3 separate regions of the Mus musculus genome follow, and regions 1 and 2 are each linked to region 3. A link is a loop called in an ENCODE intact Hi-C map of the cell type or tissue named here. Cell type or tissue: heart. All regions are shown on one strand.

The links. Peaks named below come from ENCODE experiments on the same cell type or tissue, not always from the same donor. Only the 100,000 strongest peaks of a DNase experiment are listed, where the experiment ranks them.
Region 1: a loop joins it to region 3, with 5 times the contacts of the local background. A loop is called at or near these places in 2 of 42 quality-filtered maps.
Region 2: it touches region 3 in a loop (4-fold over the local background); 15 of 42 quality-filtered maps call a loop at or near these places.

Annotation. Positions count from the first base shown.
Region 1 is chr7:43,675,672-43,683,671 of GRCm38, forward strand. It overlaps Ctu1 (cytosolic thiouridylase subunit 1), which reads left to right. Exons shown (of 3, transcript NM_145582.1): 3 at 756-2,627. The coding sequence ends at 1,510. It also overlaps a transcript of Klk14 not described here. Among named protein-coding and RNA genes, the nearest start is that of Ctu1, 7.6 kb to the left of the region's middle. In heart, CTCF peaks have their summits at 3,034 (motif pointing right), 5,478 (motif pointing right) and 7,036 (motif pointing left); DNase peaks (open chromatin) are centred at 3,040 and 5,490.
Region 2 is chr7:44,464,670-44,472,669 of GRCm38, forward strand. It overlaps Aspdh (aspartate dehydrogenase domain containing), which reads left to right and starts at 766. Exons shown (of 7, transcript NM_026690.1): 1 at 766-866; 2 at 1,421-1,565; 3 at 1,802-1,886; 4 at 1,995-2,144; 5 at 2,216-2,436; 6 at 2,510-2,664; 7 at 2,974-3,082. The coding sequence starts at 803. The coding sequence ends at 3,017. Josd2 (Josephin domain containing 2) reads left to right here and starts at 3,311. Exons shown (of 5, transcript NM_001205071.1): 1 at 3,311-3,521; 2 at 4,138-4,300; 3 at 5,743-5,868; 4 at 6,444-6,638; 5 at 6,746-6,989. The coding sequence starts at 4,155. The coding sequence ends at 6,845. Mir7052 (microRNA 7052) reads left to right here and starts at 5,678; the gene lies at 5,678-5,742. In heart, a CTCF peak has its summit at 3,384; DNase peaks (open chromatin) are centred at 2,282, 3,302, 6,612, 7,822 and 2 weaker places; H3K4me3 peaks cover 5,024 bases; H3K27ac peaks cover 7,780 bases; H3K27me3 peaks cover 274 bases.
Region 3 is chr7:44,370,934-44,378,933 of GRCm38, forward strand. It overlaps 1700008O03Rik (RIKEN cDNA 1700008O03 gene), which reads right to left and starts at 4,097. Exons shown (of 6, transcript NM_027049.1): 1 at 4,054-4,097; 2 at 3,390-3,591. The coding sequence starts at 3,456. Gm39001 (a long non-coding RNA gene) reads left to right here and starts at 3,564. Exons shown (of 2, transcript XR_882056.2): 1 at 3,564-3,636; 2 at 4,591-4,970. In heart, no CTCF peak of the experiment used is centred here; DNase peaks (open chromatin) are centred at 3,038, 4,098 and 7,558; H3K4me3 peaks cover 2,048 bases; H3K27ac peaks cover 1,965 bases; H3K27me3 peaks cover 359 bases.

The sequences.
Region 1 (8,000 bases), 700 kb before region 3:
GGTGTGGGTGTGGAAGAGTAGTGTGCCAGGAAGTGCAAGATAGTGGGGTGGGCTGGGGTCTCCACTCCCCCCCCCCCCTTTATGGTGCTGAGAACTTCCACTGTCCCTCCTTTTTATCTCTGGGTTCTGAGTGTTCGTTCCAACGCCCACCTCCACTCTCCCAGGCCCCAGTGTCTCTATGGTCCCTTTTACATTTTCTCCTTAGGGAGGATCTACCGGGTCCTCTCATCTGCTCCAGGGGTTCCCGGCCTCTTCTCCACTTTTCCTGTTGTCCAGGGCTTCTTGGGGCCCCCCTCCTCGTGTAAATACCAGGCTTGTACACACGCCTCAGCTGGGGCCTACTGAGTCTGGCCATTGGCAAGAGCAACAGCAGGCTATGAGTGCGGTGACACAGCTCTGAGGGGGAAAGGTATCTTGGCAGTCAGGAGCCAAGGAATATCACAGAGTCACACCATACAACAAATCTCGCACAAGAGATTGATTGAAAGTGACACAAGAAGGTGGCTGCCTCTGCTGCAGTGAGAAGCCATGGAGTACTGAGCAGGGGACCGGCTTAGAGTATTTAACATGGAAGAGTTTACAGGGTGAAGATTTCCAAGGTGGGGATTGGTGACATTTCAAGTCAGAGTGCTGGGTTTTCAGGCTCAGGGATTGGTGGATTTCGGTAACTTTTCAAACCAGGAAATGAGCTGGGACTTTTTACCTTCTCTTCTTTGTCCTAATCCTTCACCTGACCTGAGCTCTTTCTCCCGCAGGCCACAACGCTGACGACATGGCTGAGACGGTGCTCATGAACTTCCTGCGTGGTGATGCTGGGAGGCTGGCGAGGGGTGGGGTGCTGGGCTCCACGGGCGAGGGGTGCGCACTTCCCAGGTGCCGGCCTCTGCAGTTTGCCTCGCAGAAGGAGGTGGTGCTGTATGCGCACTTCCGCCATCTCCGCTACTTTTCCGAGGAGTGCGTGTATGCCCCTGAGGCCTTCCGTGGTCATGCCCGGGACCTGCTTAAGCTCCTGGAGGCGGCCAGACCATCAGCCGTGCTGGACCTCGTGCACTCGGCAGAGCGCCTAGCTCTGGCTCCGGCAGCAAAGCCCCCTCCTCCAGGCACCTGCTCCCGCTGCGGAGCCCTGGCCAGCCACAAGCTCTGCCAGGCCTGTGCCCTCCTGGATGGCCTCAACCGAGGCCTGCCGCGCCTGGCCATCGGCAAGGGCCGCCGTGTGCTGCAAGTTGAGCCTCCACAGCCTGGGAACCCAAGCCTAGTCACCAGTGACCCTGTGGCCCCAGCAGGACCCTGCACCTGCAAGCAACCGAAAGATAAAGCCAACCCATGCGGCAATGGAGGGGACCGGGCAGGAGCCACCTGTGTATCGCAGTGTGACCTGAGCCCCGGGAATGGAGAGGACCGGGCAGGAGCCACCTGTGTATCGCAGAGGGACCTGAGCCTTGGGAATGGAGGGGACCGGGCAGGAGCCACCTGTGTATCGCAGTGTGACCTGAGCCCCGTGGCGGAGTGACCTGAGCTCTGCACTCTACATTGCCCTGTGTCCGGGGAAGTGATTGTACCCCACTGCCCTGCAACTGTGGAGTAATCTATACACTGTGAAGTGATTTCCCTTCAGTGCACGGCACCTTGGGACTGACCTGTTTCCGTGTGGAGTGGCTGTACCCTGCAGAGTCGCTTGAGCCCTGCAGATTATTTAAAGTGTCCAGTGCCCTGCAACCTGAGCCCCGTGTCCTACCTGTACCCCATGGAAGGATGGGCCCTGTAGAGCAACATGAACCTTGAAGTATAGGGCGCTCTAGGCACAGCTACCAGCTCTAAGAGAGAAGGGACCAACACCCATGCATTCCCGCACACCTCTGTGGGCTCAGAGAGCCCTGGCCCTCCTTTTCTGTTTTCCCAAGTCAGGTAAACAAAGTCACATGCGTACTAGGAATATTCACAATCGTCACTATACCCGTCTCATCCAGGCACAGCTCTCGCACCTACGGGAACTGGAGAAAGTTTGTTCTGAACCAGTTGGGACCTTCCATGGGCGGGTATGTGAATTGAGGTTGCCTGGGAAACTGCCGTGGGAGCAGTTACACAAACGTTTACAGCCCTAGGACAATAGAAAGTCATTAATCAAGACATTGGTCAAGTATGTCGGTGTGAACTGCAGGTAGACAGGTTATAGCAAAGCTGAAATCCCTTCTGTCAGTCTGAGGAACTATCTGATGACTTTCTTAGCTTGTGGGTCTTTGGAAGCCAGTGGTCTGCTGAGCTGATAGGTTCTGAACCAAATTTGTAGTTTTCACATGGTTGTTGAGTTAGTGTCCTGGCTGGCCATTTTTTGGTTTTGTTTTGTCAACTTTACACAGGCTGGGGTCATCTGAGAAAATGCTTCCATAAGATTGGCCTACAGGCAAGCTTGTGGGGCATTTTCTGATTGATGATTGATGTGGAAGGGCTCAGCCCACTGTGGGCGGTCCAGTCCCTAGGCAGGTGATCCTGGATACTATAAGAAAGCAGGCTGAGTAAGCCAGTCAGTAGTAGTGTTCCCTCATGGCCTCTGCCTCAGTTCCTGCTGACTTCCCTCAGTAATGGAGTGTGACCTAAAATGTAAGTTGAAATAAAACTTTTTCTCGAAAGATGTTTTTGGTCTGGTGTTTTATCGCAGCAATAGGAAATGAAAGTAAGAGTGTCCACATACGGGTCTTCATCACACACGTTGCTTTCAAGGGGACTTCATCTTTGCTTTGGAGTGCTTATATCTACCTTCTCATTTCTTCCCCATGGCAACTTCAAGGGACCACAGGGCCTGTCACCAGTCCTATCTATAATAGGGTGACTGCCTTGCCCAGTCCTGGTATCTGTTGTGAGTGAGGAGGGCACCCCAAGCTTGGACTCTGGAGACAGAACTTGTGCTGAGTCTCTGCCTTAACCTCTCTAAGGTGCCATTTCCTCCTGTGAAAATGGAACTGTCTTGCCTTCACCCCTATCTTGGGAGATGAGAGTCCAGTTATCCAAGTCCATGTCCAGCTTGGCTCTGTATACTGGGGATTGGCCACCAGGGGGCTCCAGGCTTCTGGGTGCTGCCTTGCCATATTAAGAAGTTGAGAGGCTGAAGAACCTTCCCAAGAAGAGGGTTCCTCAAAAGTACTAAAAACTTCCCTGGATCATTCCCCCAACATTGGGCAAAGGGTGCTCCTTAGCCTCTGTGGCCCTGTCCTCTTGGAAGTGACTCCATAGGTCTCTATTTACCAAATTAAGATAAGTTAAAAAGCAAAGGTGGATGCCCTGCCGCCATCAGGTCCCCCTAGGCTTATAAAGCACCAGGTCAAATATTCATTCAGCAAATATTGGACATCTTTTTGTCTGGTCCTCCTGCAAGTGCCAGGAAGCTGCAGTGGGCAGAGACAGGAGCCCCTCCACAAATTTTCAGTCTGGGGTGGGGGCGGAGGGAGGGCCATTGCAAACAAATAACGAGTGATTGTGACTGTCGCTTTTTCCTTTTTTTAAAAATTTACTTAAAAATATACAGCTCAGTATTGACATTTTTAAGTCATCGAAATAATTTATAATAGTTAAATGCCTCTTAAATATACATGAATTCTTCTGAAGCTAAAAGTAATATGCACTCAACCAGTTTTTAAAATCTACTTGGAACATTAAACATGATAGAAGTAGAAAAAAAAAATCTCTCATGAAGTCCTCTATGAAAGGGAATTGTGACAAGTTCCTGATTAGACAGAAACCATTCCATCTCCAAGGGAGAATGCACAGTGTAACTGTGGCTTCATAGAATGAATTGGGCAGTGTTCCTTCTGTTTCTATTTTGTGGAATAGTTTGAAGAGTACTGGTATTAGGTCTTCTTTGAAAGTCTGATAGAATTCTGCACTGAACCCATTTGGTCCTGGGCTTTTTTTGGTTGGGAGACTTTTAATGACTGCTTTAGGGGTTATGGGACTGTTTAGATGGTTTATCTGATCCTGATTCTGGTATTTGGTATCTGTCTAGAAAATTGTCCATTTCATCCAGGTTTTCCAGTTTTGTTGATTATAGCCTTTTGTAGTAGGATCTGATGGTGTTTTGGATTTCCTCAAGTTCTATTGTTATGTCTCCCTTTTCATTTCTGATCTTGTTAATTAGGATGCTGTCTCTGTGCCCTCTAGTTAGTGTGGATAAGGGTTTATCTATCTTGTTGATTTTCCTCAAAGAACCAGCTCCTGGTTTTGTTGATTCTTTGTATAGCCCTTTTTGTTTCTACTTGGTTGATTTCAGTCCTGAGTTGGATTACTTTCTGCCCTCTCCTCCTCTTGGGTGCATTTGCTTCTTTTTATTCTAGAGCTTTCAGATGTGCTGTCAAGCTGCTAGTGTATGCTCTCTCCAGTTTCTTTTTGGAGGCACTCAGAGCTATGAGTTTTCCTATGTCCCATAAGTTTGGGTATGTTGTGCCTTCGTTTTCATTAAATTCTAAAGTCTTTAATTTATTTCTTTATTTCTTCCTTGACCAAGTTACCATTGAGTACAGCGCTGTTCAGCTTCCATGTGTGTGTGGGCTTTCTGTTGTTTTTTGTTGCTATTAAAGAGCAGCCTTGGTCCGTGGTGATCTAATAGGATGCATGGGATTATTTCAGTCTTCTTGTGTCTGTTGAGGCCTGTCTTGTGACTGATTATATGGTCAGTTTTGAAGAAGTTTTTTTCCCCTTTTTTCAACGCTGAAGATTGAATTAAGGACCTAACATGCCAAGCCACACCCTCAGCCCCTCACAGGGGGATCCTAGACAATCTATCTCTGAGCTACATCCCCAGCACAAAGGTTTGCTTGTCAAAAATAGAGTAGAGGGAGCCATGAAGGAAAGGCCTCTGGGGAGGTGGCCTTTGAGCAGCGACCCACATAAAGCTAGGGGAACAAATCTCAAAAGTATGGGGGAGGGAGTTCCCCCTGGAGGAGGGAACCGCCAATTCAGCAACTAGGGTATAGGAATAACCTTGATCTCTTCCAGGCATCTGAAGCTGGACCAGGTGTGTGGAGTCAAGACTTGAATTTTATTCTAACAGTGAAGGCCAGTCTCTATTCCGGGTCTATCCAACAACTGCTGTGACAGAGAAGTAGCTATGGACAGGGATGGGGGAACAGAGGAGGGGCTGGGGGCGGTAAGGGTGTGACTGAAGACTCTCTAGGCAGATTGTACAACTCCAAGCTTTTCTCTTGTGGGACTGGACCCGTACCAAGAGGGTGTTCCATCCCGGCTAGTGCAGTGATAGGAGAGTAATGCTTGTTTAATACTTATGCTAGATGAACATGCAACCCAGTGAAGTAACTTGCCGAGACTCACATAACTGTGACTCAGGGAGGGAGCAGGGACTCTAGGTTCTTAAACTGGAATCCAGAGGACCTGCTTCCAAATGCATGCACAGCAGGGCACCTCTCATTTCTGGAATATCTCCAGGGACTCTGCCCTGCTACTGAGCCTCTTGTGTGAGAAAGGGGCTGTGTTCACATTTGAACACAAGGGGGCGCTGTGACCACATCTGCGCACCAAAACTGGGTATCCAGCCCAGGCCCAGACAGCACTGGATCTAGAGAAGCCTGAAACCTCTGAGTTTTCATAAAGATGATGTGTCCTTCCTTGCCTTGCACAGACTCTGAGCATGAGACCCGGTAACGCAGCTAAACTGCAGAAACTGCTCAGGACAGAGCCTAAAGGCTGGAGAGGAAGAAGAAAGGGGCTGGGAAGATGGAGGCCAGAGAAGGAGAGAGAGGAAAAGAAATAAAAAGAAGGAACACACAGCTGTAATGTACTGCAACAGTTCGATACTGACAGGTGTCGGTAAGGATGTGTCCTGTCCATTTAAGCGGAAAAGGGGTGGCCTAAAGGAGACAGCCCCATCCCAGCAGAGAACCGTGTAAATTGAGGTGGTACTTGGCTGACCGCTGGAAAGCATTCCTGGAAGAGGGAATGACTAGCCTAGAATCCGAGAGTGGAGGACAGGACAAGTGACAGAGGAGAGAGTGTGAGGGGCAGGTGTTGAGATGCAGAAGCAAGCCCTGAACTCTCCCGGGAGGGGAGGATAAGAATCACGGTTGCGGGCATTTCCTAACACCTCTCAGCCTAGGCTAGTGAGGAAAGACCTGACTCAGCGCTGGTCCCTGCCCTCAGTGGGCTCTCCCTCTGGTGAAGGAAGAGGGTGCAGGCACTGACAAGTCAGGACCAAAGGGTTACATGCCACTGTTGCCATTGTGAGACTTCAGAAGGGATCCTAGAGGTGGGGCGCCCAGCACGGTGTGGTGCGTCATAGAATGCGGAGGTGATGTTTGAACCAAGACCCAGGAGCTGAGTAAGACTGAGGCCAGGAAAGGCAAGAGAGAGGGGCGTGGTGTCTGGTAGGATGGCAGTGGGCCTCAGTCCCCGACAAGAGGCACCTGTCCCTGTGGGGAAGCATTGCTCTTGGTGCAGAAGTCAGAATGCTGCCTTAGCTGGGAACAGGGCCTGCCTGGAAAGACTCAAGGCAGACAAGGCTAGACTGGGCATGTAGCTCAGTGGGTAGATTGCTTGCTTAGCATGTACAAAGCTCTGGTCTCCATCCTCAGTGCTGCATAAATGGGGTGTGCTGGTACACGCAGCCCTAAATCCCAGCACAGGGGAGGTAGAAGCAGAAGGATCATGAATTTAAGGTACATGGTAAGGAGGAGACGCTGTCTCAAAACACCAAGAGCTCTGTGGGAGCGGCCATGGAGACTAAAACTAAGACCACACCAGTTGAGGATCTGAGCTAGAGAGAGTGGAAGACCTGGTAATGCTGAGAACAGGTGCAAGGGCTTAAACCTCTCACCAAGAATTGTGAATCCTACCGACACTGGGTGTGTTTTTAAAACTTTAAAGAACTCCTTCCTGTGTGAGTTCATAGACTATATAAAATAGGGGCTGGAGAGGTAGCTTATCCACTGAGAGCAAGTACTGCCTGTTGTGTTTTATAGACAAAAAACGCTAACACTGCCCTTGCAGGGGACCTGAGTTAGGCTGCTTGACAACATCCTGTAACTCCAGCTCCAAGAGATCTAATGCCCTCTTGTGGCCTCTGAAGGCACTCATAGTTCTCCCTCTCCCTCTCCCTCTCCCTCTCCCTCTCCCTCTCCCTCTCCCTCTCCCTCTCCCTCTCCCTCTCCCTCTCCCTCTCCCTCTCCCTCTCCCTCTCCCTCTCCCTCTCCCTCTCCCTGTCCTCCTCTCTCTGTCTCCCTCTCCTCCCTCTCCCTGTCTCCCTCTCTTTGTCCCTCTCACTCTCTCTGTCTCTGTCTGTCTGTCTGTCTGTCTGTCTCTCTCTCTCTCTCTCTCTCTCTCTCTCACACACACACACACACACAATTGAAAATGCTAAAATATGATATAAATACAGGGTGTCCCTCCTGATGAGCAGAGCAAACGCATTTCCCACTCAGGTGGGCTTTGCAGATACTGGAGGGTGTTGGAGAGGCCTGGGGCTTGCTGAGGCAGGAAGAAGAGCTGGGCGTCCCTAAGGAAGCCTGTGGCTCCCCCTCTCCACCCCACTGAAACACAGAGAACCCAGTATATCATCCCTTCGCATACACCAGACACCAGATCAGTACGGTAAATTCAGTGGTTGACCAGGTAGGAAAGGTCCCGGACCTCGCAAATCCTCTGGGAGACACAGTCCTTGTTCTTTCTATTGGAGGGGCAGAGGGCTAAGTAGCTGAACATCTTCCCTCGTCAGAGCTGACACTCAAGTTGTTAGAGACAGACTTGAATAAAATTTTATTCTGAATAAAAATAAATTAAAATACCCACGAAGGACATTGAACACCGATAAGTGCTTGCACGCAGTGTGAGAAGGGCAGAGACAAGAAGAGAATGCACGGTTCAGAGAAGGTGATTGGAGGGATGACATGGGCAGGGTGGTAGCAAAGGTGTCCCAGGCAGAGGGAACAGTAATGACCAAGCCCCTGAGATGCGAAGGTATCAATCATGCTGAGAACATCAAGGAAGCACAGGGGCCCAAG
Region 2 (8,000 bases), 94 kb after region 3:
AACAATGCGGCTGTACCAGGTGGCAATGGGGGCAGGGAGCTGGCCTGCTGCAGCCTGACATGTCCCATGCCAGGCCTGCCAGCCAGTGGCTGGGCTCATCCTGGGACACTCAGAGACTCCCCAAGCCATGCAGGTCCCTTCTTCATGGACAGGAAAGGAGACAGGAGGGGGTCAGGGGACCAAGAATACAAAGAGGCTGGAGATTGTGGCCTCAAGGTGGAATGAATGGTGGACAGTTAAGGTGAGCTCAAGGACAATCAGACACTGGAGTGAAGAAGGGGACTCCAGCCAGGACTGAGGAGCACGGAGGACTGGGAAAGACAGGACACAGGTGGGGCCTGCAGGACCACATACATTCCAGCCAGACCTTTCCACTTAGACTTTAGAGGGGGGAAAAAAAGGAGATCAAGAGGTTTGTAAGGGGCTTGGTGGGAGACCTAAATTCCTGTCCCCAGTTCTTCCCCCATCCCAAGGAAAATGCAGTCTCCATGACAACCTGCTGGCCAGACTGAGGAGGGGGGCTGTAAAGGGAATTTTCTACCTCAGCAGGAATGGGAGAATGTGGGCTGCTCAGGAGGCCGTGGGGTAGTGGGCACATAGGGCCATGCAAGGCCTAGCTTCCAAGCCACCATGCCAGCCAGCAGGAGGGCAGAGGGCTGGAAAAGGACACCCTCCCCATCCTGTTCCCTCCCTCAGTGGAGAGAGTCAGGGGTCAAAGTCCAAAGTTCATTCACTGTCAGGCCTGGTACAGGGGCCAGCAAGCACAGCAGATCCCCCACAGCAGGGTACCTTGTTAAAGACCATGGCCACCAGTACGCTCCCTCAAGTTCCTTACAAGGTGGGGGTGGTGGGCTATGGCCGCCTGGGTGAGTAAGACCTGGCCTGGGGTCTCTTTCTATGCCCTGTTCCTAATGTTCCAGAAACATTTGCTTCCATCTATCTTTCACCCCAGCCTGCCAGCCCAGCCTGCCTTCTGCCCACTCACTGGGCCTCCCTCTGTCTCTCTGTGTCTCTCCCTCTGAGAGAGTGTTTATCTCTGGGTATCTGCCTCTCTCTAGGTCTCTGTCCTTTCTCTGGGTCTCCAAGGTCTGTCTGTCTCTGTCTCTCCCCCCCCCCACCTTCCCCTCTTCTCTCTCCCATCTTCTGTCTGTCTTTCTTCTTGCTCTCATCTCTGTGTGTGTGTCTGGGTCTTTGTGTCTCTGTCTCTGTGTGTATGTGTCTCTGTGTATGTGGGGCATCTCTGTCTCTCCTTTCTAGGTTTCTATGTATTCTGTCTGTGTGTCTGTCTGCCTCTCCTCTCTGGGCTTCTGACTGTATTCTGTCTCTAGGTCCCTGACCCCCCCCCACCCCCAATCTCCCTGACTTAGGAGGGGAGGGTCTCTCTCCTTTCCTTGGATCCCTAGCCCTCCTGTCTCTGCAGGACAGTCCCTTGTGTCCCGCCTTCTGGCTCAGGGATCAGAACTGGGCCTAGAACTTGTTTTTGTGTGGAACCGTGACCCTGGACGGATGGCAGGGAGTGTGCCCCCTGCCCTGCAGCTCCAAGACCTCACTGCCCTTGAGGAAAGGTCAGCGCCCCACAGAAGGAGCCTCCCCAAAGCTGCTTCCTGCCTCCCTGTGTCAGACAACCCTTTGACCCTTTCTGAGTCTCAGTGCATATAAAGAGAAACTAGAATGCACCCACTATCCCACTCCCCTCCCTCAGCCAGGGTAAGCAGTGCTATCCCTCCAAACCCTGAGGACCTGGGAGACAGGAGACCTGACTCTTCTCCAAGGCCCTCCCCCTCCATGTCTCTCTTCCTAGGCACCCTGACCTTGTGGTAGAAGTGGCCCACCCCAAAATAATCCATGAATCTGGGGCACAAATCCTTCGCCATGCAAACCTCCTGGTGAGCCTCCTTGCCCCTCAGTGAGTCCCTCTCTGTGTTGGCTGCATCCCACCCTCCAGCAGTAATCTGGGTCTTGGCCTTGCCTCTCTCTACCATCCGTGTCCCAAGGTGGGATCCCCCTCAGCTCTGGCTGACCAGACCACAGAGCAGCAGCTCCTGGAGGCTTCAAAGCGCTGGGGCCACACTGTGTTTGTGGCCCGAGGGGCCCTATGGGGCAGTGAAGACATCAGCAGACTGGATGCAGCCGGAGGCCTCCAGGTGAGGACTGTCTGGGCTGCCAGACGGAACATGTAAGAGTCTCAATCTCCTGACCCTGCCATTGCTTCCAGAGCCTTCGAGTCACCATGGCCACACATCCTGATGGCTTCCGGCTGGAGGGACCCCTGGCTGCAGCCCACAGTAGTGGGCCCCGCACAGTGCTCTATGAGGGCCCTGTGCGTGGGCTCTGTCCCTTGGCCCCCCGAAACTCTAACACCATGGCAGCTGCTGCCCTGGCTGCCCCCAGTCTAGGCTTCGACCGTGTCATTGGGGTGCTTGTGGCTGACCTTAGGTAAGCACAGGGCGTAGGTGGCACAGCTGTGTACACTCCGGGTGGACTGACTGCACTTCTCTGCCGGCTGCAGCCTCACCGACATGCACGTGGTGGATGTGGAGCTGCTAGGACCCCCAGGGCCTTCAGGTCGCAGCTTTGCCGTGCACACCCACAGAGAGAACCCAGCCCAGCCTGGCGCTGTCACCGGCTCTGCTACTGTTACAGCCTTCTGGCACAGCCTACTGGGTGCGGCAGGCCCCTCCAAGGGTCCCTTGGCGTTTGTGCTCGGCAGAGCTCACATGTTGGGTGTCCCAACCCCAGTTTTCTGTCTTTTCTCATTCTTAGTTCTCACTCCCAGGCTCTATGAGCCTCTCTTTCCCCGCCCCGCTTTCTCTCAGCATCTGGGTCCCCCTCTAGGTCTCTACATCCACATGCCACATCTCTTTCTGAGTATCCTCCTTGACTTGTACCACATTACCTTTTCCAAAACCCACGTCCACCATGGCCACCTGCATGTGTCTGTGTTGTCATCCTAGTTTTTCATTCTCCCCACAGGCTGCTGTCAGCTCACCTCCAGACCTGGGATCCACCTCTGCTGAGTCTCCTCCCCTACTACCCTTACTGTCATATTGACAACTATGGGTCCCAGTAAACATCAGAGTTCAGCCCACTGTTCTCTTTGGCCTCTTTGGTTCCTTGTCCCCACCTCTATGTCGTCACGCTTCAGCTACACACTGAGTATGACGCCATAGCAGCAGCGTGCGAGCTCATACACAAACCAGCCCCCTGAAAGCTATCGCGAGATCACTCGTTACCACAACTCCCAGAAACCTCTAGGCAGCAGTGAGCCCTGGGAGAGAACGAGAACTGGCTGCTTTGTCCGATGGGAGTTGTAGTCCCACGCGGCAGAGCAGCCCCGGAGGACTTCCGGACTGCGCGTCCTATTTAGACGCCCTACGGAGGCCTTCGGGAATCGCAGTTCGGCGCGCGCAAGTCGCCGGGAGCTGTAGTCCCTTTCGCCTGCTCAGTCAGCGTGCTACCACCCGGTCGCTGCCTAGGGAATGCGAAAGCGGTCGGTCCCGGGGAGCAGAAAGGCCGGCGGGGTGAGGGCCAGGCGGGCGACAAGCAAAGGCGGGTGGGAGTGTGCCTGGTTGCCAGGTGACAGGAAAAGGTGGGGGCTCCTGTTGCTTAGTAACTGGTAGAGGGCCTCGTTGCCAGGTGAAGGGAGGCGAGAACCCTGGTTATTGAGGAGGGGAAGTCTTTCGTTGCTAGGCGACCAGAAGAGACCCTGTTACCCAGAGACGGGAAAGGAGGAGTCCTCCATTGCTAGGTGATCAGAAAACGGACCAGGATACCCAGAGGGTGGGGTTGTTCTGTTGCTTGGGAACTAAAAAGGTATTGTTTCCTAGGGACAGAAGGGGTGGTAGTCCATTGCTAGGTGATGATGATCAGGACCCTTTTGCTTGGAGACATGTAGTGGGGGTGGGTCTCTATTGCCAGGTGAGCAGATGAGAGCCTCTACTCCCCCCACTCCCAGGACTGGGCTCAAAAGGTGTCTCTGTGCTCTGGAGACAGCCTGGGAAATAGGGTCAGGGCCTCACGGCCTCCTAAGCTAGCCCCAGTGCCCATCTCAATGTCCATTGCCCAGGGACCCAGGAATCTAGAGAACCGAATGAGCAAGATCCTAGGTGCCTAACACCTCCTTGTCCCACCCCGCAGCAGGAGCTGAGGAGGGCATGTCTCAGGCTCCGGAAGCAAGGCCGAGTCCACCCTCAGTGTATCATGAGCGGCAGCGGCTAGAGCTGTGTGCTGTCCATGCTCTCAACAACGTCCTTCAAGAGCAGCTCTTTAGCCAGGAGGCTGCCGACGAAATCTGCAAGAGGTGACTGCCATTGTTCCCCGCCCTGGAAGAGCAGGGCTCAGAGAGGCACGGGAGCCTTCCTGGGACCCTAGCAGGGCCAAGGCTCCGATCCAGGAGCTGTTGCCTGCCCTCCCACCTGCTGCTTCTCACAGCCTCAGCCCCAGCTTTGGCCTCAACCTCTCTTATCTGAGCCTCTGTCACAACCTCCCAGCTGTCTGTTTTTCTTCTCCTGGTCGTCCTACACACAGCCCCACAGCTGCTTGCCCCCTCCTCTGCTTCTATCCCTCTTTGGTTCCCCAGAACTCCTAGGGACTAGCCCCGGGCCTTCAGGCTGAACTCAAGGCCTTGTGTGCTCGGGTCCTTGCCTACCTTTCTGCAGCTTCATCCTTCGATGTACTCCTAGGCCTCCAACAGGCTGTTCCCATGTTACACAAGGCATTTTTTTCCCCTTCTTGGTCCCTTTGTTTGCGCCTCACAATTTCAACCATCACTTTTGTAAGAAACTTTCTTGAATCTCTCTCCCCATTCCCACCTCTAGGCTGCAGGGTGCTTCTATGGGCACATAGACACCCCAGCCTGTAGTCCTTGCCCAGATCCACAGGCAGCCCTCATCTGTAAACTTCAGACTTACTTAGAACATACGCATCTCTCTTTCTCCAGCTCTTTCTCCAGGGACATGCTGAGCAGCTCGAGCTGAGGCAGATGTCACAAGGGGGAGAAGGCTGGGAGAGCTGCAGACATGAGTGGCTCCCTCTTGACACTGCTCGCCAAGGGTCCAGGCCTACAGAGGAGCAGGGCCACAGAGCTGGGGAGAGCTAGAGGGAAGGCTTGGGCACAGGGACATCTGGGATGGGTGGCTGCTAAGAGCTGGTGCTGAGGCTATGCAGGGCCTGCTTGCCACTGGAGGAGGTGGGCGTCTGTCCTGGGATGATAGGGCACTAGGGATGCCTCTGAGCAGGGTAGGGCAGGGTGTTCCCAAAAGAAAGGGGCACTCTGTATTCAGATATGGCGGCATGAATGTGACTATCACCCAGGGACTCTGAGCACAGTCTTGGGTCTGAAGGCTCCTCTCCCAGAAGAAATGACATCTGAAGCTGGTCTGGAGAGAGACCGTGACGAGTGGGAAGAATGGAGGGGCAGGGACTTTGTCCAGAGCACTTGGGAGTCACGGGAGAAGTGGAAGTAGGAAGGGAGCAGGGCAACTCAGGCTCCTGGAAGTTGAAGGTAGGCTAGAGGGAGAGACTAGAGGCTGGGAAGGGTTTCTGAGTGGGAAAAGATAAAGCCTTAGCCAGTCTAAGAGTACAGGGCTCAGGGGTGGAGGGAGAACAGGACGTGAGGATGATAAACTGTGTGGGGGTTGAAGAGAGACGCGTCAAAGGCCAGGCTCTGGGCCTCTCCTATCATGTGGGAAGGTGGAGGCCTTTCCAGGATTTCAAACCTTGGCTCTGCCCCCTCCTTCCCAGGCTAGCCCCAGATTCCCGGCTGAACCCCCATCGCAGTCTCTTGGGCACCGGCAACTATGATGTCAACGTGATCATGGCTGCCCTGCAGGGCCTGGGCCTGGCCGCTGTGTGGTGGGACAGGAGGAGGTAGGGCCTAGGCTGTGGGCTGCACTGCCTCTGGGCGTGTGGGATGACACAGAGGGTGGCTTGAAGGGAGCCAGGGAGGCTATGGCAGATGGGGTCTGACTGAACGATGGGCTGAACTTATAAACTTGGTACCAGTCCAAAGGGTAGCCAAATGAGTAACTTACGATTAAGGTGGGAAAGACAGAAGTTAGTCAAGAGTAGTGGAGCCATCTTGTTGGCCCAAGGCAGGACTAAGCGGGAAGCCAGCCTGGACTGCATATGGAGAGCCTGGGTCAAAAGGGCAAACAACAAAAAGTTGAGGTTCTGGGGTTCCATTGGCAGAAGGCTTCCCCGTCACATATGAGGCCAGGATTCCATCCCCAGCACTCCATCAACTGCTGTAGTGGTGCACATCTGGGATACCCGAGACCCTGCCTAAACAAACCAAAGCTGGAGTTGACAGATAAGAGGGTAATGGGTCAGTGAGTGAATAGACGCTCATTCTGGAGAAGGAAGCAGGATCCAAGTGCCTCTGTGGCCCGCAACCCAGACCTCAGTGACTCTGGGGCCTCATGCTATATCCCTCCCCTCCCCAGACCCCTGTCCCAGCTGGCCCTGCCCCAGGTACTAGGCCTGATCTTGAACCTACCCTCTCCTGTGTCGCTGGGGCTGCTGTCCCTGCCACTGCGCCGCCGACACTGGGTGGCCCTGCGACAGGTAGATGGCATCTACTATAATCTGGACTCAAAGCTCCGGGCCCCTGAAGCCCTGGGGGACGAGGATGGAGTCAGGTGAGTGGTAAAGAGAGTGACAGGCTGGGGCCAACACTGGAACTGCCCTGCAAGGAGATGGACCCGCCTGGACTGCTGAGACCTCAGTCTTCCACTCTCCCCCTCAGGACCTTCCTGGCAGCTGCCTTGGCCCAAGGCCTGTGCGAGGTGCTATTGGTGGTGACCAAGGAGGTGGAGGAGGCCGGCTGCTGGCTGAACACAAGCTGATCTGCTGCCTGCTCCCACAGTCCTAAGTGTCCAGTGCCTGGAAGGGCCTGCAGCTCCAGGCCTCAGGAGGCCTGCACCCTGCCCTAGGGTCCCCACTCCCCCAACCACTGCTGCCTCAATAAATCTGCTCTTTTGTTATTTGTGCCTGGGCTCAGCTCCTGGGGATTGCTCTCGGTCACAGGCCAGTACCCATAGGGAGACAGAAAACAAAAACCAACATGTCGCCTCCCAAAATCAGAATAATATAAGCAGAAGCAAGGATCACTCCACTTTAAGGTTTAGACCATCAGTGAGAAGGACAGTAGTCCCCAAAGATGACCATGGGTCCAGCAGCCTGTGACCATACCCCTTGACTTCCCAGGCGCAGGGGGAACTAGGCAGCAGACAGGACTGGCTATAATTGGCCCCCTCAGGAACAAAGTCCCTGGATGTGTTGGGTAGCTGGGTAAAGTCATAGGGCCTTTCAAAGTAAGAGAAGGCCAGCCTAGGCAAGGTATTTACCACTGTTGACAGTGGCTTGGACACTCCTCACAGCAACCTCAAGAAGCTGGCACAGTGGCTGCTATTTTCTCAGGGTGTGCTGGATCCCTGAATAGGGCCAGTTGGGCTCAGCCTTGAAGCAGGTGAGGGACAGACTGTAGGGTGGTTGGAGGGATATTCTAAGGCGCCAGACCTACAACTGCAGCAAGTCACCCAAGCCAAACATGTTCAAGAGGCTGCCAAACTTGAGGACCCCAAACTCAGAAGTCGCTGATGTGCCCAGAGTGCTGCAGCCCTTCTGTCATCACCAGTTATTTGGGGACGTGTTGACAGACACGTCTATATGGGGCAGAGTGGAATGGGAAAAGGACTGGAGCCAGGAGGTGGGCCCAGACAAGAGCACCCTGAGCAGACAGGGTAATCGCACCAGAGTCACAGAGAGGGGGAGGAGATGGCCAGGATCTGGCCCTGAGCCCCAGGACCTGTGGGAAACAAGGGGAGAGATTGTCCTCAGCTGATGGGACAGGCTTGGGCAACAGGGACCCACGAGACCCATTCAGGGATTATAGGAGAGGAGGGGTCCAGCTTGGAACATGACACCCTACCCTGGCCAGGATCTATCCTAGTAATTAATTCATCTGGGGATGCAGGCCACACCCTGACACCACGCTAGTA
Region 3 (8,000 bases):
GATACTAATAACCACATGATTCTATCAATGCCATTATTAATCTAAAAAACTCTTCAATTTAGTCTCAGGCAGATATTTGGGACACGGGCAAAAAGACACCACATTCTTTGTCAAAATAACATAAGAAAGTTGTCTTAATCAACAGTGTTCTATTGCTGTGAAGAGACACCATGATCATGTTAGCTCTTGTAAAGGAAAATATTTAACTGGGGCTGGCTTCCAACCCAGAGATTTAGTGCATTGTCATAATGGCAGGGAGCATGAAGGCACACAGGTAGATGTGGTGCTAAAGAAGGAACTGAGAAGTCTACTTGTGAATCTGCAGGAAGAGAAAAGGCCTCTGGGACTGGCTTAGGTTTATGAACCCTCAGAGCCCACCCCTAACGACAAACATCCTACAACAAGGCCACACCTACTCCAAGGCCACACCCACTCCAATAAGACCATACCCCCTAATCCTTAGAAGTAGTGCCCCTCCTTGATGACTAAGCATTCATATATGAGCCAATATGGGCCGTTATTATTCAAACCACCATAAACAGTCTCTAGAGCATTTACTTCCCTCTAAAACTTCTGGAGCTGGGCCCCCACAGTTCAACTTGCCCTCAGCATCTCTTTAATGCTCCTTCTTGAATGGCCCATTAAGCCCCTCTTCAAGCGTTCAACTGCTTTTCTAAATCCGACATCCCAAAGTCTACATTACACCAATAAGTAGCATGAATAGGCCTGTTTCAGCAATATCCTGCTTCCTGGTACCAACTTCTGTCTTAGTCGCTGCTCTACGGCTGTGAAGGCATGCCGTGACCACACTGTTCTGTGGCTGTGAAGGTATGAGATGACCACAGCCACTTTAACTGGGGTCTCCCTCAAAACTTCAGAGGCTTAGTCCATTATCATGTCAGGGCACATGATAGCACACACGGCACTGGAGTAGTCGCTGATCCACAAGCTGAGAGAGGGGAAAGGCTGGCATGGGCTTTTGAAACTTCAATCCCAGCCCTAGAGACATAGATCCTTCAACAAGACCAGATCCACTCCTTAGTGACAAAGCAGTCAAATACATGAGCTTCTAGAAGCTACTCTTATTCAAACCACAATACCCAGTGAGAAGGTGGAGTGTGGCTCAGTGGTAGAGCACCTGCCTAGAATCCACCCGTGAAGGACTAGGATCATGTCAGTGTTAGAGCCCCTGTCTGACACCACAAATCTTTAGGTTTGATCCCAAAACTGGGGGAAAATAAAGTATTTACTAATTCACTTGATGCAAGAATTTCACTCCTCACTCAGCGGTGGTGGCACACGCCTTTAATCCCAGCACTTGAGAGGCAGAGGCAGGTGGATTTCTGAGTTCGAGGCCAGCCTGGTCTACAGAGTGAGTTCCAAGACAACCAGGGCTATACAGAGAAACCCTGTCTCGAAAAACCAAAAAAAAAAAAAAAAAAAAAAAAGAATTTCACTCCTCAATAGCATCTCTGTGCTTCCTGTGTGTCTTGGAGGACAATGGAGAACACCCTTTCACCGGAAAACTTAAAAAGATTATTAGCCAAATGACTAATAGCCACTCTGTCCTGAGAACTCCCAGTTTAGAATGGCAGAGGAAATTCTCCCCCCAGGCAATCCCAGAATGCCTCCCTGAGGAGGTGTAGGTTACAGTGAGACTTAAAGACTGTAGGAGTTTGCTACATTTTGTAGTTTGGATGTGAAAAGTCCCTACTGGTTCACATTTGAACGAATGATACCCAGTTTTGAAGACGGTGGGCTGTTGTGGAGGTGAGGGTCTAGGTGGAGGAAGGTGACCACATGGGGTCTTGAGGTTTATAGTTCTCTTCCCAGGTACTCAGAAATAGTCATTAGGCTTATACCGAAATGTTCCAGCTCCGGTTCATTATCTCCACCAGGTAAGCATCCAAAAAACTAGGACCGCCTGAGCCCCAGTGGTAAAGCTTCTTGTTAAATGGGCCTCGGCTAGAGCTGGAAACCCCTGTGCAGAAGAATAAGGTCATCTTGTTTCCTCTTACTCGGTCGGCCAAGTGGGCAGCTTAGTGTTTGCAGCTGAAGTGGCAGGAGAAGACATCTAGGGAGCCCTCAGAATGAAGACTTCTGGAGAGAATGGTTGGAATTGTAGTAGCTGCTTTGTGACCGTGAGGTAATAGCAAGCCAAAGTTATGTGCTATGCCAAGGAAATGTGTCTCAAATCAAAACTCTGAGAGATGAAAGAAACTGGCTCCCTAGTGGTGTCCCTGACTTTAATCTCTCTGTACTTTTTGTATAGAACAAATGCCATTTCTACTTTTACAGAGTTCACATTTCTGTTACTTACAGCCATGCAGAATCTTCTTGGGATGACATCAACTCAGCATTTGGGAAGTGAGCTGTGCTGGAAAGGGCTGCAAGCCTGGGGCTGACGTGAGCAAGAGACAGCTATAGTCTAGCTGCGTGTTAGGAAGACTCCCTGGAACCAGGTTGTGCCCAGGTGAAGCAGAAAGACTTAATGATGGGGAGGCAAAGTCCCTGTGGCAAACTCAACTATGGGCAAAGAAAGTAAGACAGGGCTGGGGGGTGGGGTCGGGGCTCTGAGTGGGGCTGTGGTGGAAGATTGGCACCTAGGGTTTAGTTCTGCATCTGGGTTGGAGGTGGGGCTATCTGAAAATAAGAACCAGGGATTGAGGACAGGAAGACGTTGAACTACTGTGCAAGACCAAGGAGTGAAGGTATCTAGGGAAAATAGACTCAGAAGCGTTGTTGAAGCCCAGGAGGTTCATGGGAACTGCAGTTCTGGGCCCAGAAATATTAGCGGGGGGCGGAGGAGGGGGGAACGACACTGCAGCATTTCATGGTAAATTCTTTGTAAACCGAGGGTATGTGCCAGGGAACTGCAGAGGGTGAGGGGAACAGAGTTCTAAATCTGAGTGTTGGCTAGGGAACTGCAAGTGTCTCATGGGATATGTAGTTTGGGGCCCAGAAGTTACGTTCAGATAGCTGCAGCACTTCTTGTTAAAAGATTATTAATGAGCCCGGTAACTGCAGAGGCTGGTGGGAAATGTAGTTCTGGACCCAGAATACTGACCAGGGACCCGCAGAGTCTTTGCTAGAGATCTGCAAGGCCTTCTGGGAAATGTAGTTTTGATTTCAGAATATTGGCAAGGGAGCCTCTTGGGAAAAGTAGTATGAGCTCAGAGAATTATTAGCAGGGGGACTGCAACAGCTTCTGAGAGATGTGGTTTGAGGCTTCCCACACTGGCCAGAGACTTGCAGAACCCCCAAGGGCAATGCAGTTCTGTACCCAGAGTATCAGCCAGAGAAAGGCAGGGGCTCCTGGGAAATGTAGTTCTAGGCTCGAGGACCAACAGTGTGGGAATGCCGGTTCGCCGGCCCCCAGACCTGCTCACCTGTCTCCCTGTGTGAGCCAGGGGCGCCCAGGTTGGGGGAGATTAAAGGCTCCACCTCTGGCTGCATCCTGGAGAAGCGGGTCTGGGGAAGTCCAGAAAGATGGGGCGAGATGCTCGCACTGGGCCACACAGCGCAGCTCTTTTCCTGGACTTCTGCTTCTTGCTCTTTGAAACCACGAGGGACAAACACGGAACTGGAAGGCTGAGACCACAAGGACACACGCTTTCCCCTAACCTCCGGGACTCGGTGTGCGCCCCACCTCCTGTTTCCCTGCAACTCTACTTCCGTCTCCATCTCTTCCTGTCTCATGGCTTCTCTTTCTTCAGCCCTCCTGAACCATCCCTGTCCCCGGTTTTCACAATTCTCTGTCTGCCTCCCTCTAAACCCCCTTTCCCAGTTGTCCTCCACATTTCTCCCAGAAGTCTCTGCCCTCTGTCCCACCTCCCTGGTCTTTTTCTCCATCAGCTTCCCCAGCACCTCCCCAGCCCCCTGGATTGCCCCCTCCTCATTGCAGTCCTTCACCAATCTTGTCACCCTCTCTGAGCCTCCCTATTTCCCGTTCCCCTTCTCCCAGGCCCATTCCTCAGTCTCTCTTCCATAGCTGCTTCAGCTTCCACTCCCACCACCTCGCCCTTCTCTCTTCCCCTCTCTGAGCCCACTTGCCCTCTGCTCAGCACCGGCTAGACTCCTGGAGACAAACAGAAACTGAGTTCTCTAGGGGGGAGGGGACGGTAGGCAGGGTCTGGTTACCATGGTGCCCAATGTGAGAGCAAGGCTGGGGCTCTTATTCCTGAACGTGAGAAAAGTGTCATTGGGTGCCAGGCTTGGGGGCTTTCTGCAGGCAGGTGCCGGGTAGACTATCCTTTGTGAGTTCGGACCTGTGAGGCGAGGAGGCTGTAAAACCCTTTAGCTGTCTCGTCTATGCATCCACAGGCTCACTTTTTGTAGCCTGTTTCTCCCTCTTAATAACTGCCTATGTATCCCGGTCTGGTCTTGAACTCAGTCCCTTATCCAGGCAGGCCCTTGCCTTCCAGAGTCAGAAATGTTAGGAATGTGTCACCACGCCCCTTCTGACAATAGAGTCCCCAAGCTCCCTTCCCAGGTGGTCTTTGTTGTCACTGTGGCTTTCTGAGCTAATTTACAAATCAGTCCCGATTCTGGAGCACAGCTAGGAGTCTCTTTCTCTTTCTTTAAGGGCAGGCGTCGCCACGGTGTTACCTTGTAGATTCGGAACTTGCCAGAAGGCAAAGATGAAGGAAAGACCGCCTGGCTGGATCCAGCTGTGCCTGAAGCTCTCAATTTTTTGTTAGAAATTGAGAAACCTAAACTTTGATCAATTTAGCTGGTTTTGATTGGTTGTTTTGCTTTGGGGAGGGGGATTGGTTTTTAGTGTTTTTTCAACACAGTGCTCACTATGTACCCGCACCCCCACCCCACCCCCCTTGAACTTACTATGCAGACCAGGCTGGCCTACATACAGTTGGCCCCCTCTGCTTCCTTAGTGCTGAAATTAAAGTTGTGCCCCGCTATGCCTGGCTGTTACTGGCCACTTAAAAAGCTCATACACTTCAATGGTCTCATTCAGTCTTCTGTAACCATGATTTCCAACATTTCTTCTGGGTATGTGTACATCCTCCAATGCACACAATCCTGGGTGGGCGCCAGCATACATGGGGTTCGGGGATTTGAACATGAGTCCTGTGTACACAATGCAACTACTCTGCTGTGTGTTAGGAAGACTCCCTGGAACCAGGCTGAGCCCAGGTGAAGCAGAGAGACTTAATGATGGGGAGGCAAGGTCCCTGTGGCAAACTCAACTGGGGACAAAGAAAGTAAGACAGGGACCCTGTCCCTGGACCTTCCCTTTCTCTCATTCAGCCATCTTTTCCAGTTCCATCTCTGTAGGACAAGGAGCATTTTTGACTGCCATGGTCACAGGAACACCTAAGCCCTCACTTTCACTGCCCAGAGACATATGCATTGAATGAGTGAATGAATGAATGAATGAATGAATGAGTGTATCTCTTGTGTCTAACAATGCAACCCCAGCCCAGTGGACCTTACCCCTCCTATTCCTTGTGAGACTATAGTATGTAGAAGAAGAGAATACAGGCTCAGACAAGACAGGGCAGCCTGCAAGACAGGGCAGCCTGGAAGGCTTTTTTTTTTCTTTTTTTTTTTTTTAAGATTTATTTATTTATTATATGTAAGTACATTGTAGCTGTCAACTAGACTCCAGAAGAGGGAGTCAGATCTCGTTACGGATGGTTGTGAGCCACCATGTGGTTGCTAGGATTTGAACTCTGGACCTTTGGAAGAGCAGTCAGGTGCTCTTACCCACTGAGCCATCTCACCAGCCCCGCAGTCTTAGTTTCTGTTGCTGTGATAAAACACTTTGACCGAGCTGGGGAGATGGCTCAGTGGTTAAGAGCGCTGACTACTCTTCCAGAGGTCATGAGTTCAATTTCCACCAACGACATGGTGACTCACAACCATCTGTAATCAGATCTGATACCCTCTTCTGGTGTGTCTGACATACCGGTGTACTCATATACATACAATTAAAAAAATTAAAATCTTTTTTAAGTGGCCATAGCAACTTAGAAAAGATTTACTTGGCCATATAATTCCAGATGGATAAGACTCAGTAGTGTCAGGGAATTGTGGCAGGAGGTAACGGAAGGCTGAAGGCTCACATTTTAACTGCTATCAGGAATGAGAGAGCAAACTGGGGATTGCTCAAGCCTATTAACTCTCAAAGCCTGACCCCAGAGACACACTTCCTGCACCTAAACTCCCCAAGCAGGGCCACAACTAGGCATCAAATAGTAAATGCCCAAACCACGGTGAACATCTCATTCAAACCACTACACTGATGACCTCTGAGATCAGTTTCTCATCTCTGACCAGTGAAAATGGCGCAGTGAAAGTTCTCTCTCCTGGTTAGCTTTACTGTCAACTCCACACAGCTTACTGCCATCTGAGAGAAGTCTTATTTGAGAAACTCATACTGTGAATTGTTAATGGCTGTTGCAAGACCTAGCCCGTGGTGGGTGGTACCATTCCCTAGGTAACTAAGCAGAAGCATGGGTCTGCTAGCAAGCTAGAAAGCAACTTTCATCCACGGTTCCTGCCTTCAGGTTCCCACCTTGGCTTCCCTCACTAAGGGACTGTGCCTTGGAAGTGTAATCCAAAGAAACTCTTTCCTTCCTTGCTTTTGGTAACAGCATTTTATCAACAGCAATAGAAAAGTAGCTGGAACAACTATCAGTTCTCCAAATTCAGTTCTCTTTTCTCTCTCTGGAACACAACCTAACTTCTTGAAAATAGATAGATAGATAGATAGATAGATAGATAGATAGATAGATAGACACAGATACATATGTTTCATTTATTATTTGGCAATTCACATATGTGTATATTGTATTCTGATTCTACTCATGCTCTCAGAACCTCCTCAACCCCTGCCTGCTGTCTCTTGCTTCCTCAGGGTGTCTCTCCATCACTGTTGTCCTCTCTGCCTCCCATTCACCTCTCTTATTTCCTTCCCAATCCTCTGGAACTCTTCTTCCCAACATCCTCCCCGCCCCACCCCCACCCCGCCCCTGCCCCCACACTTTTATTTTTTCATTTTTCATTTTTCGAGAGAGGATTTCTCTGTGTTGCCCTGGCTGTCTTGGAACTCTTTCTGTAGAGCAGACTGGCCCTGAACTCACAGATATCCACCTGCCTCTGCCCCTCAAGTGCTGGGATTAAAGGTGTGTGCCACCAATGTCCAGCTTTTTATTTTTAACCCACTGAGTTTAGTTAGAATTGCTTGTGTGCTTATGAGTGTAGTTTATTTACTATAGTGAAACAACAACTCCTCAGGGAGGGGAGGAGCCTCCTGGGCCTCTCCTACGTTCATCTCTGAGTTTGACTCACCAAACTTCACACCCAACTTTCTGCATCTTTACCATGCTGTGCAGCGCTGCCCCTTTCTGTGTGTCTTGTACAACTCTACCTGACACATCTCTCCCTGTATCTCCTCTCTCCTCCTCCCTCTCTTTGTCTCTATTGCTCTGTGTGTCTCTGTTCCCTGGCTGCCCCCTCTGTCCAGCTGCCAATTACTTCCCTCCGCCACTCCTGCCACCTCTGTCAGGCCATCAGCAACCCTTGGCCACAAGCCCAGGACCCACATTCCCGAGTCAGCACTTTCCTCCAGTTCCACAGATGATGTCAGACCTGCAGCAGTGCCGGCTGCAGCTCTGTTTGAGGGCTTTCTTCCCTCTGCACAAATCCTGGCTACTTGGCTGACCTCTATCTTGGGGTTATCTCTAGCTACTGAACACTGGGAGGGATGGGCAGAGCTGTGTATGAGTCTGTATAGCATCTCTTTAAACCCCAGAACCTATCCTGGCCCACCTCAAGCACAGGCTTCTCAGGTGGGGTTAGGTGGCACCATGTGGGATTCTCATTAGGCAACCAGGAATGGGTAGGTGGAGAGAACGCCTCAGGGGACTTTGAGAAGGAAAACAAAGAGTTTTGTCCAAACTGGTTCATTTGTTCACCCACTACTCTATCATTTCTTCTTCCAGTATTTATTCATAAACAGTATCATTTATCCATCA